Linked DNA regions of Homo sapiens: all the other regions are linked to region 1. Evidence: chromatin contacts called from ENCODE Hi-C or POLR2A ChIA-PET data. All regions are on one chromosome and are shown on one strand. The core of a region is the stretch at or near the end of the contact, and the rest is flanking DNA. Distances in the headings are between cores, read along the strand shown. Region 1 holds the start of C1orf54 (chromosome 1 open reading frame 54). Region 2 holds the start of SETDB1 (SET domain bifurcated histone lysine methyltransferase 1). Region 3 holds the start of ARNT (aryl hydrocarbon receptor nuclear translocator).

Region 1 (4,106 bases), core at 722-3,221:
ACCCCGTTTCTACTAAAAATACAAAAAATTAGCCAGGCGTGGTGGCGGGCGCCTGTAGTCCCAGCTACTCAGGAGGCTGAGGCAGGAGAATGGCGTGAACCCAGGAGGCGGAGCTTGCAGTGAGCCGAGATCGTGCCACTGCACTCCAGCCTGGGCAACAGAGTGAGACTCCGTCTCAAAAAAAAAAAAAAAAAAATTAAGAGGGTAGCGTTATCATGACCTGTGTTCAAGACTCCAGTATGTCCTGCTTCTGAGCCCAGCAGGCAGAGTAAGGTGGATAGGAATGAGACAATTCTCATGTCTTTTTTTTTTGAGATGGAGTCTCACTCTGTTGCCTAGACTGGAGTACAGTGGTGCTATCTCGGCTCACTGCAACCTCTGCCTCCCAGGTTCAAGTGATTCTCCTGCTTCAGCCTCCCTAGTAGCTGGGATTACTGGCGCCTGCCACCAAGCCCAGCTAATTTTTGTATTTTTAGTAGAGACAAGGTTTCACCATGTTGGCCAGGCTGATCTCCTGACCTCAGGTGATCTGTCCGCCTAAGCCTCCCAAAGTACTGGGATTACAGGCGTGAGCCACTGTGGCCAGCTTCATCTCTCCATTGAGCTGTTACCACAGCATCTTCTGACCATTGACAGGAGGCTGTAAACCTATCTTGTTCATGGGTGTTTCCACAGACACTTGCATAGTGCCTGACTCATAGTAGATGTTGAGCAGATACTTATTAACTTCCCTTAAGAACAAAGCAAAACTGTCTTTTCTTATTCCCTTGCCTATAAGCTCTCAATTGCCTATCACACTAGGCCTAGCACACTGTGCCTAGCACGTATGTTGCTAAGGGTTTCTGAATTGAATGAACATGGGAAACATAAAAGCAGAGGAAAGGATAAAAACTCTACACCTGTAGGACGGAATGAAGGGAACATACCAAGTGACTGAATGTGGGAGGGAAGGTGTGGCACCTGTAGCAGGGAAAGAGACTATCTGCTTTCTCCCTTCTTCCAACCTGCATCCTGGAAGTTGAGAAAGAGATGAGGTGAGGCCGGGCACGGTGGCTCATGCCTGTAATCCCAGTACTTTGGGAGGCCAAGACAGGTGGATCATCTGAGGTCAGGAGTTCGAGACCAGCCTGGGCCAACATGGTGAAACCCCGTCTCTACTAAAAATACAAAACTTAGCTGGGCATGGTGGCACGCGCCTGTAGTCCCAGCTACCAGGGAGGCTGAGGCAGGAGAATCACTGGAACCCGGGAGGCAGAGGTTGCAGTGAGCCGAGATCGCGCCACTGCACTCCAACCTGGGTGACAAAGCAAGATTCTGTCTCAAAAAAAAAACAAAGAGGTGAGGTGAGGTCAGTGTTACCAGAAAGGAAATAACTGACCATGGCTGAGAGACTTTTAGCTGAAGCCATGCAGCAGGTGCTTTAAGTCAGACAATGATGGGTAAATATTGTTCCTATTCTCTATAGCTCCAGACAGACAGAAGAAAGGGATTCTTTTCAGTCTAGAAAAATGCTCACCCCTTCCTCAGAACATTTCCACTGTGACGAAAAGAGACTGATGAAGCCTCAGAGAGAAAGGCAACTCTGGGTGGTGATGGTAAGTCAGAGACAGTGAGAGGGAGGGTGAACTTTTTATGAGGCCTTGGAGGAAGGAAGGAAAGCCGGGAGAGGGGAAACTTCTTGGTAGGCTTATTTTTTATTTTTATTTTGGTAGTGACAGTGGGAGTCTTGAATGGATCTAATCTAGGGCAGGGGGAGCTTAAGAAACATGTTTGCATCAAAACCCCCTTTTGCCTCTCAATCTGGGCAGCTCTGGCTGGGGACCGGCAGTAACCGGAGATCTAGTCAGTCAGCCAGTAGGCGGGGAGTTCTGCCCCCTGGGAGGAGAAGAGTTGCTGCAGCTCCTTCCCTGCTTTGGAGGAGGAGGGGAGGCGGGGTAAGTTTGGTGGGAAACTCTGTAATTTCCTTTTTTACTTTCACAGCAATAGTGCAGAATCCAGAATGGATGTCCTCTTTGTAGCCATCTTTGCTGTGCCACTTATCCTGGGTAAGTCCACTCCTCTCTCTGAGCTTTTGTGCCAGGTCTTCTACCATAAATGGGGTGGGAGAAAAAAAATGAGGAGTGGGTGAGAGGTACATTTCAGTGGGGAGCGATAGAGTTTTCTCATCGTGCTGGGGTCCGGTGTTGAGGGCAGAATGGAGATCTGGAAGGCAGAGCCAGGAAAGGGGGAAAAAAGCAGAGTCCTGTCAAACAAGGAGGATGGAGCTCCAGACACAAGGAGGCCCTAGCAACACTGAGCTCAGTTCTCCATCACCACGGAAGTTGAACAAGATGACAGGGGCTAAAGTAAGGGTGAAGGAGGGATTATTGGAAGGTGTCACAGTCTGAAACTAGTAGTTAGGGTATCTCCTTTCCCAGAGAATTGGAGAAAAAAACCTGCTATTAGTAAAGACACAGAAGTGGGGTGACCTTTAGGGTAGTGGAAAACTGGCTGTCTTCAGGGACAGGGTCCCAAGAGTAGCTTGGCTCCTTCCCTCCTTTGTTCCCCAGTCTACCAGGTGTGTCTCATTGTTTCCTTTTCCTCTAGATTCTTGTGTCATTAGCTTGGAGTTGAAGGGAAAGCATTCAAGGAGCTCAGGGAAGTGTTTAGCAGGAGGCCTGGAGTTCTTGATCCAGTCATATCAAAGCCACATATTTTTAGTTCTGAAAGGGAAGAAAAACTAACAGAGATGGGTCATTTTAGTCCAGCTGACTCATTTTAAGAAAGCGGATGTTAAGTGGATTGTTCAGGGTTATTCTGTTAGCAGTGAAGGTGGAACTAAAGCTCAAATCCAAAGCCTAAGGGTGTATGTTAGTTATTTGTAAGAGATACTGATAAGAAAAGATGTCTCACAAATACAGTAAGATCTGGAGCATACTAAATAGAAGACTTGGCGTTTTTAATTCCTGGTCTCTACTTTTCCTACCTTTTTTAGGTCTGGTTCTCCCTTTGGGTTTATAGTATGTGAAGGGGACTGTTTTCTGTTTTAGGAGTTCCTGGATTGAAAGGGCACGGAGTAACAGGCCTCATTACAGATATGGATCCCAGAAGACTGAGAGGGGTGTAGAGGTGCACAGGCAAGAAAGGAGTATGACTATTGGAGGAGAGAGAGAGAGAGAGAAAAGAAAGAAAGAGCAAGAAAGCTGGGAGCGCTGAGGTCATCTCCAGGTGTCCTTTTGTTAGTAAGGTGTTCCAGATGTCCCTTGACCTCTAGTCCTTGTCCCCATAGGACAAGAATATGAGGATGAAGAAAGACTGGGAGAGGATGAATATTATCAGGTGGTCTATTATTATACAGTCACCCCCAGTTATGGTGAGTACATGAAAGGCTCTTGCCCTTAGCCAACTGGAGAGAGGCTTCAGGATATTTAGTTCTGAGACTTTGCTCTTCACTTTGAAGCAGAGCAATGGGGTCAGAGAAAAATCTGGCTATGAACAAAACCTATCAAGACTCATGATGGGGCCGGGCGTGGTGGCTCACACCTGTAATCCCAGCACTTTGGGAGGCTGAGGCGGGCGGATCACGAGGTCAGGAGATCGAGACCATCCTGGCTAACACAGTGAAACCCTGTCTCTACTAAAAATACAAAAAATTAGCCGGGTGTGGTGGCGGGTGCCTGCAGTCCCAGCTACTTGGGAGGCTGAGGCAGGAGAATGGCATGAACCCGGGAGGCAGAGGTTGCAGTGAGCTGAGATCGTGCCACTGCACTCCAGCCTGGGTGACAGAGCAAGACTCCATCTCAAAAAAAAAAAATGAAAAAAGATTTATGATGGGCTGGGCGCAGTGACTCATGCCTGTAATCCCAGCACTTTGGGAGGCTGAGGTGGGTGGATCACCTGCGGTCAGGAGTTTGAGACCAGCCTGGCCAACATGGTGAAACCCTGTCTCTACTAAAAATACAAAAATTAGCTGGGCATGGTGGCACCTGCCTGTAGTCCCAGTTATTCAGGAGGCTGAGGCAGGAGAATCGCTTGAACCTGGGAGGCAGAGGTTGTGGTGAACTGAGATCACACCACTGCACTCCAGCCTGGGCGACAGAATGAGACTACGTCACAAAAAAAAAAAA
Region 2 (4,106 bases), core at 757-3,256, 650 kb after region 1:
AGTCCAGCCTGGGCGACAGAGCGAGACTCTGTCTCAGAAAAAAAAAAAGAAAAGAAAAGAAAAAGAAAGAAAGGGCCGGGAGCAGTGGCTCACGCCTGTAAGTAATCCTAGCACTTTGGGAGGCGAGGCGGGTGGATCACTTGAGGTCAGGAGTTTGAGACCAGCCTGGCCAACATGGCGAAACCTCGTCTCCACCAAAAATACAAAAACTAGCCGGGTGTGGTGGCAGGGGCTTGTAATCCCAGCTACTCGGGAGGCTGAGGCAGGAGAACTGCTTGAACCCGGGAGGTGGAGGTTGCAGTGAGCCGAGATCGCACCATTGCACTCCAGCTTGGGTGACAAGAGCGAAACTCAGTCTCAAAAACAAACAAACAAACAAAAAAAGGAAGGCTCGGCGCAGTGGCTCACACCTGTATGTAATCCCAGCACTTTGGGAGGCCGAGGTGTGACGAGGCCAGCCTGGCTAACACGGTGAAACCCCGTCTCTACTAAAAATACAAAAAATTAGGCGGGCGTGGTGGCACGCGCCTGTAGTCCCAGCTACTCGGAAGGACGAGCCAGGAGAATCGCTTGAACCCGGGAGGTGGAGGTTGCAGTGAGCCAAGATCGCGCCATTGCACTCCAGCCTGGGCGATAGAACGAAACGCCTTCTCAAAAAAAAAAAAAAAAAAAAAAAAAAGGAAAAAAGCACATATTATTTTACTCAAATTCCATTTTGGGAAATCTTTTCTTTTTGTTTTTTGTTTTGTTTTGTTTTTGAGACGGAGTCTCGCTCGGTCACTTAGGCTGGAGTGCAGTGGCGCGATCTCCTCTCACTGAAGCCTCTGCCACCGGGGCTCAAGCGATCCTCCCCCCGCCTCAGCTGCGGAGTTGCTGGGACCACAGACGCGAACTACCACGCCTGGCTTTTTTTTTTTTTTTTTTACCTTGTATTTTTAGTCGAGATGGCGTTTCGCCGTGTTGCCCAGGCTGGTCTGGAACTCCTGGGCTCTAGCAATCCTCCCGCCTCGGACACAAAGCGCCCGGCCTGGGGAATCTTTTCTACAGAAATAAAAGTACTACTTCAAAAGGATGTTTATTTTTATTGTTGCGCTATTTGTCGGGGCTGAGAACGGAAAACAATCTAAACAATCTAAACTATTCAGGTGTCAAAAATACAAGTTATTGGTTTTTTGTTTTTTTGTTTTTTTTGGTTTTTTTGAGACGGAGTCTCGCTCTGTCGCCCAGGCTGGAGTGCAGTGGCGCGATCTCCGCTCACCGCAAGCACCGCCTCCCGGGTTCACGCCATTCTCCTGCCTCAGCCTCCCGAGTAGCTGGGACTACAGGCGCCCGCCACCACGCCCGGCTAACATTTTTAGTACAGACGGGGTTTCACCGTGTTAGCCAGGATGATCTCCATCTCCTGACCTCGTGATCCGCCCGCCTCTGACTCCCAAAGTGCTGGGATTACAGGCGTGAGCTACCGCGCCCGGCCAAAAATACAAGTTTTACCTTTTTTATTGGCTTCAGGTAATGTCCACATGTTAAATGAAAACAACAAAAATCCAAATACAGAAACTCGTACATACAAGACTGGAAAATGAAGCTGTATTACCTGAAAGGAGCGGAGTGGTGATGGGGCAAGAGAGAATATTATCACGTTTTTCTTATTACATCTTGATAGCCTTTACAATTTGTATCACTTATGTAACAAAACAAACTCAAGTAAAACTGAGAGAATAAAGCTCTGAACCTATGAGCGTTTCCCTAAGTCTTTACACAATGAATATAGTAATGGGGCCACTAGTCGAGGGTGGTAGGAGCGGCGGAGACTCGGTAATATACTGGCCACGCCTACTCTGCCCTGCCAGTCTCTTCTCACGTGTGCCCCTGGAAGGCTCTGCCTTAACGCATGCGTAGTTACCTTAGTTTTCGTCGCCTCTGAGGGGCGCCCCGCGGCTTTGGATTTGACCCCGTCAGGCTACCGTCGCGGTGACCGGAACGGCACTAAAGGTTTGCTTCCGGGCGTTTCTTTTGCTTCCCCTTCCCTCTTTCACGCTTCCTCCCCTCCCCCTCCTCCCTTATCCCTTCGCTTTCGCTCTTTTCCGTCGAGGCCGACCCCTGAGTTGTGAGTCTGGGGTCTGGTTGGTGAAAAAGAGCCCTTGAAGCTGGAAGACGGGAGGTGCGGGGAATACTGTTGAGTTATTTGGTGACCAAAGGCTTATCTGGGACGTTTTGTTTGTGGGAGGGGGTCGGGCGAGGGTGGGAAGGAAGTCTTCCCCAGAGGCGAACGGGGGCGGGGCTGAACTGGGTTTGCGAATGGGTAGGACGCACCCCTAGAATGGGTAGCACGGGGGTGGGCTGGTGTGTGGGCAGAGGAAAATGGAGGCGCTGAAAATCAGATTTTCTTTAACCGTTTGATTAAAAAAGCAGTTCACACGAATGTGTGAAGTATTTGGATTGTGGATATTAGGTACCCACGTTTTATTCCCAGGTTGCTTTACTTCTCTGTACTTTGGGGGAAACCTTTTTGCTGCAAGCTTTCGTGTGTTTGAATATCATAGACTTTTTAAAAAGTAAAATTCCACATGGAAGCAAAGTAATATAAGGGGAACAAGTAATGAAAGAGAAAACACTGAGTTAGTGAGTTCCAAATCAACTCCATCCCCAGGTGGGGTTTTGTTTAAATTAGGCATAGCATACAAAGATTTATCACATTAGTTAAGGAACACATATAGACCACAAAAATATCTTATAGATTGGTTCTCTTCAGTATCCCAAAAGATTATTTTTAAAGTTCGGTTTGTTTTGAGACAGGGTCTCACTTTGTCACCCAAGCTGGAATGCATGGCGCGAACATAGCTCACTACAGCAGCTACTCCTGGGCTCAAGCGATCCTCCCACTTCAGCCTCCTGAGTAGCTGGAACTAAAGGCGTGCACCACCACACGTGGCTAATTTTTGTATTTTTTTGTAAAGACGAGTCTTGCCATGTTGCCCAGGCTGGTCTTGAACTCCTGCCCTCAAGCGACCCTCCTGCCTCGGCCTCTAAAAGTGCTGAGATTACAGGTGTAAGCCACTGTGCCAGCCCAAAACATTATTTTCAGTAGCTCTCTACTGCTTAATGAATGTTCTCCATGCCGTCTCAAACTCTTAAATCTTTTTCAGGAGTGTTAGCGTACAGCAGAAGATAAGAACTCTTAAAAATCTCAGCATCAGATTCTGGAGAATAGGGAGGGAGAACATGGAATATTTGAATAGAATAACAGGCAGCAGAGTAGGAATTAGTTTTATTAGGGAACTGAAATTCTCTATTGATTGATTGTAGTTATAAGGACTCCAATTTAATTTGTTTTCTGTTCCATGCAGAGGACAAAAGCATGTCTTCCCTTCCTGGGTGCATTGGTTTGGATGCAGCAACAGCTACAGTGGAGTCTGAAGAGATTGCAGAGCTGCAACAGGCAGTGGTTGAGGAACTGGGTATCTCTATGGAGGAACTTCGGCATTTCATCGATGAGGAACTGGAGAAGATGGATTGTGTACAGCAACGCAAGAAGCAGCTAGCAGAGTTAGAGACATGGGTAATACAGAAAGAATCTGAGGTGGCTCACGTTGACCAACTCTTTGATGATGCATCCAGGTGAGAACTCCATGGAAAATAGAAGGAAATCTCTCCATTGGGAGATGTTTTTAGAGAATAATTGTTCATGACATTGAACCAAGCATTTTATTTTATGTTTTGAGACGGAGTCTCGCTCTGTCACCCAAGCTAGAGTGCAGTGGAGTGATCCTGGCTCACTGCAACCTCCACCTCTCGGGTTCAAGTGATTCTCCCACCTCCCCCTCCCGAGTAGCTGGAATTATAGGCATCCGCCACCACACCCAGCTAATTTTTTATATTTTTAGTAGAGACAGGGTTTCACCATGTTGGCCAGGCTGTGTACCAAACATTTTATACTTTATGAAGTACAGATGTTTAGAACCTTACTCTTCCTCAAAGTTTATGGTCAAAAATCTGACCTTACAATCAGCCGTAAATATAATTTTCATCTGTCAGCAGCTAATACATGATCAGCAGTAAGGGAGTCCAAGTCTTAAGTCCTTTCCCCTTCTTCCTCCTGTGCTCTA
Region 3 (4,106 bases), core at 644-3,143, 600 kb after region 1:
AGGGGAGAGGGGACAGGAGAGAGGGGAGAGGAGAAAGGAAAACAAAGAAAAAGAAAAAGGAAATCTAAAAATTGCAGAAGCAAGCAGCCAAAGCATAGTAAACAAAGCTGTTTCATTAACAAGGATTCTGCACACACACATACACACTAACATATGCTATTTTCTGCTAAGATTTAAGCTGATATTGATCAGCTTATGAAAATATGGTCAAGAGGCTGTCATTCTGGTTGCTGTTGTTCAAAAAACAAAACAAAATAAAGCAACCCCACCCACACAGCTGGAAAAAAGCTTCTGACATATGAACTAAAACTTGTTTACCCAGGCCACTTCTTAATAAGAGAAATGCTTTGCAATTTAACTAGGGTTATATAAGTATTTTGCAATGTGTGATCAGTTAAAAATCTTGTTTATTTATTCCATAGTTCACAGATAGGTTATATTACTACAAGGTCAGGTTTGACATAACGGCATTTTTCCTGTTTTATAGTTTTATTCTATCACTCAGCACTTCCTGCAATGTAATTTTTGCGATTAATTTTACCTCCCTTTCCTTCAAAAAAAATTTAAAAGATTAAAAAAAAATGACGTGACAAATTAACCATTTCTTAAAATAGCTATTCCCAGAAACACGGTAGAAAAGAAATTTCAGTGATTCAACTGTCCTATCAAAATCTGGATATTGCAAAATCATACTGCCTTTCAGTAACATGAAAAAAAATCTAATTTAAATTTCAACGTGGGGATGGGGGTAATCACTCCTACTGTTTTATTTTCAAGAAATTCTCCGCCCCACGCAACACACACACATATCTCAAGGCCCTTTTTAAGGCTATCAAATATATTGGTTTTTGGAAAAGGATAGACTTTATTTGGCAAGAATAACCAAGGTCTCCAAGATAAACTAGACCCCTAAAATGAAATGCCTTCTAAAGAGGAATAACTGTAACATAGAGGAAAGAGGGCTGGGACTAGTAATTTGAAGATCTGATCTCTCTAGAACTGCACTACACCCTACTCCATCTCTTAGACAAAACAGACCAAACCTTTTTGATATTTGATTATTTTTTGAAATTGAGAAATGGTGTGGAATCAAACTTTTCTGAAAGAGTTTGGAAATTGCCTCGACGTAGGCCTAACAAGATTTAAACCTGGGGCTGTGGAACTAAAGACCTGTCCGGAACCATAACCATTACACAAACCCCTGCCCTCAGCAGGCAAAGACCTACAGGCCCTCTTAACACAAGATCTAAGTTTCAAAGTATAGTCCGGGGACGGAGACGGGGACGGGGGTTGCGGGTGGGAGGTAACAGCCTAAAGAAACGTCGTATATATCAAAGAATGTCCATTTTTTATTTTTTAAATTAAAATCTAAACCTTTAAATGTTTGGAAGCAACGCCTCAACTAAAGAGCAGTGTGGTCCAGGGTTTATGAATCCAAACTACTCTTAAAGTAAACCGAGACACTCTGCCTACAGTTTTCGGCATCAAGCGGCTCCAGCGGGCAGAGGGTTAAAAGAGGACCACATCACAGACCAGACGCCGACCGAGGAGTGAGGGCGGGCCAGCCCCGCACTGGCTGCCGCTCCAACGGAGGTCAGGACAGGGAGCCCCCCTCAACTCCCACCTGCCCCCTCGCTCCCTTGGGTATACTCGAGTCTACCCAAGTCCCCGGGATCGGGCCCCTCCCCAGGTCACCGCTCCCCCACCGTCTCTCGCGGCCCCCGCCCCGCCCCGGCGCCTTCAGCTCCAGCTGCGTCCCCTCAGCCCTGGGTCTCCTTAGTTGTCAGCCCCTTCGGCCCCTCCCCTTTAGAGGCGCCCCAGTCCTCCGTCTCCTCACCGGGGTTGGCAGTAGTCGCCGCCATGGCCGCAGATGCCACCGCCGCCGCGCCACCCCCCCCCCCAGTGGGAGGAGCCGCCGCCACCGAACCGGGAGGGAGGGGAAAAGAAAGGCCACTCCCCAGAAGCGGCGCCTGACCGCCGCCTCCGCTACCGCGGAATCCAAGATGGCGGCTTCAGCAGCCCCCAGCATCCCAGCCCCTGCGGCGGGGAGACCCCGCCTATATAGTAGGCGGAGTCAACACACGGCCAGCCTCCTAAGAAAAATTGACCAATGAAAATGCCAAATCGTCCAAGGGCAGGGCTACTCACTGCGCCAGCCAGTCCAGTGAAGGGAGGGCGAGGAAGAAGTCCAGCTGTCTCCCTAATCTCGCCCTCCTTGCGTAAGAGGTCAATGACCGAGTAACGTCATTGAAATGCAATTAAAATGGGTATTTTAGGCTGGGCGCGGTGGCTCGCGTCTGTAATCCCAGCACTTTGGGAGGCCGAGGCGGCCGGATCACCTGTGGCCAGGGGTTCGAAACCAGCCTGGCCAACATGGCGAAACCCCGTCTCTACTAAAAATACAAAATTAGCCGGGCGTGGTGGCGCATGCCTGTAATCCCAGCTTCTTGGGAGGCTGAGGCAGGAGAATCGCTTGAACCTGGGAGGCAGAGGTTGCAGTGAGCCGAGATAGCGCCACTGCACGCCAGTCTGGGCAACAAGAGCGAAACTCCGTCTCAAAAAAAAAAAAAAGGATATTTTACTAAAAACCTTCGCTTGGTGGTGGATTCGTCTGAGTGGTTGCCGTGCAGACAATGTATCTTGTAAATCCTCTTTAGGTGCTAAAGAGCACCTAAACATCACATGGTGATTTGTAATCCTTTCCAGTTTTTTTCCTCTTTTAAGGACTTTTGTCCCTGGTGAAAAAGTTAAATGACTAACTTTTGAATGCCTGCTATGGAACCGGTAGTCTAAAAGGATCCAGGTGTTAACGGTTTGGTATGGGAGATATTGCCAGCCAAAATTGGAGGCAATAGATGAAGAAAGTAATTTGAGAATGGGTAACTTCTTTGGTCAGTGACAGGGACAGAGTGAGGAGTTTTGTTTGTCTGTTTTTGAGACAGAGTCTCTCTCTGTCGCCCAGGCTGGAGTGCAGTGGCGCAATCTCGGCTCACTGCAACCTCCACCTCCCCGGTTCAAGCAATTCCCCTGCCTCAGTCTCCTGAGTAGCTGGGATTACAGGCGCACGCCACACGCCTGGCTAATGTTTTTTGTATTTTTAGTAGAGATGGAGTTTCACGACGTTGGCCAGGCTGGTCTCGAACTCCTGACATCAGGCAATCTGCCCGCCTCGGTCTCACAAACTGTTGGGATTACAGGCGTGAGCCACCACACCTGGCCAGTGAGGAGTTTTTAATAGGGAATCAATAAGATGATGGCTGTGCAGATTTATTTTCTTTTTTCTTTATTTTTTTCTGAGACGGAGTCTTGCTCCATCACCCAGGCTGGAGTGCAGTGGTGCGATCTTGGCTCACTGCAACCTCTCCCTCCCGGGTTCAAGCAGTTATCCTGCCTCAGCCTCCTGAGTAGCTGGGATTACAGGCGCGCACCACCACGCCCGGCTAATTTTTGTTTCCTGGTAATAGGAAGCATTGAGCTATTCGAGGTAGGCACTGTCCAAAATGCTTTATATGTATTTACTCATTTAATCCTCACAACAACGATGAGGTAGGTTCTACTGCTATTTCCATTTTGCAATTAAGGAAACAGAAACAAAGAGGGTAAGCAAGGGACATCCAGCAGGTAAGTAATGTGGGAGGCAAACTAAAGGAGTCTGACACTGGAAACCTGTTCCACCCATCCCCCTATTTTAGCACTACAATTTTAGCACTACAAAGTACTTCCATTTTCATGTATCGCTCACAAAATGTTTAATACAAATTTAATTAAAATTTTAACAAAAATCCCATTATGCTATTGAACAGCTTTGCATTCTTAGAAGTTGTATATGTACTGCGCAGATTACATTGATCCACTTATTTAGTTTACTGCAAAGGTATTTTAACATAATTTACATATTATTGTTTACATCTGTTAAAATTTCATTTTTCTTTCATTTTGTTGTTATATTTATAAGTCACCAAAAAGAAAAAAATCATCCACCCAAAAGAAATACATTGGCTGGGCTGGGCGGGGTGGCTGTAATCCCAGCACTTTGGGAGGCCAAGGAGGGCGGATCACAAAGTCAGGTGTTCGAGACCAGCCTGGCCAACATGGTGAAACCCCAT

What was found. A loop is a pair of places that touch in the nucleus more often than their neighbours do. ChIA-PET counts read pairs that join two places held with the same protein, here RNA polymerase II (POLR2A). Pooled maps may share reads with other maps.
Region 2: a loop to region 1 is called in a pooled map, with 2.8 times the contacts of the local background. The contact joins the promoter of SETDB1 here to the promoter of C1orf54 in region 1. A Hi-C loop is called at or near these places in 9 of 50 pooled maps. POLR2A ChIA-PET finds 5 or more read pairs at or near these places in 2 of 52 experiments (Caco-2 and PC-3).
Region 3: a pooled map shows a loop between it and region 1 (4-fold over the local background). The contact joins the promoter of ARNT here to the promoter of C1orf54 in region 1. A Hi-C loop is called at or near these places in 1 of 168 maps with a recorded cell type or tissue (CD4-positive, alpha-beta T cell) and 10 of 50 pooled maps. POLR2A ChIA-PET finds 5 or more read pairs at or near these places in 1 of 52 experiments (AG04450).

Annotation. Positions count from the first base shown.
Region 1 is chr1:150,270,819-150,274,924 of GRCh38, forward strand. C1orf54 (chromosome 1 open reading frame 54) reads left to right here and starts at 1,972. Exons shown (of 6, transcript NM_024579.4): 1 at 1,972-2,045; 2 at 3,269-3,352. The coding sequence starts at 2,000. The region is part of intron 1 of LOC124904414; the gene reads right to left.
Region 2 is chr1:150,924,357-150,928,462 of GRCh38, forward strand. It overlaps SETDB1 (SET domain bifurcated histone lysine methyltransferase 1), which reads left to right and starts at 2,007. Exons shown (of 22, transcript NM_001366418.1): 1 at 2,007-2,161; 2 at 3,348-3,618. The coding sequence starts at 3,359. It overlaps LOC107985204 (a long non-coding RNA gene), which reads right to left and starts at 1,985. Exons shown (of 3, transcript XR_001738231.2): 1 at 1,904-1,985.
Region 3 is chr1:150,874,706-150,878,811 of GRCh38, forward strand. ARNT (aryl hydrocarbon receptor nuclear translocator) reads right to left here and starts at 1,894. Exons shown (of 22, transcript NM_001668.4): 1 at 1,838-1,894. The coding sequence starts at 1,862. It also overlaps a transcript of LOC107985204 not described here. RefSeq lists an enhancer at 1-459 and silencers at 1,520-1,949, 1,953-2,226.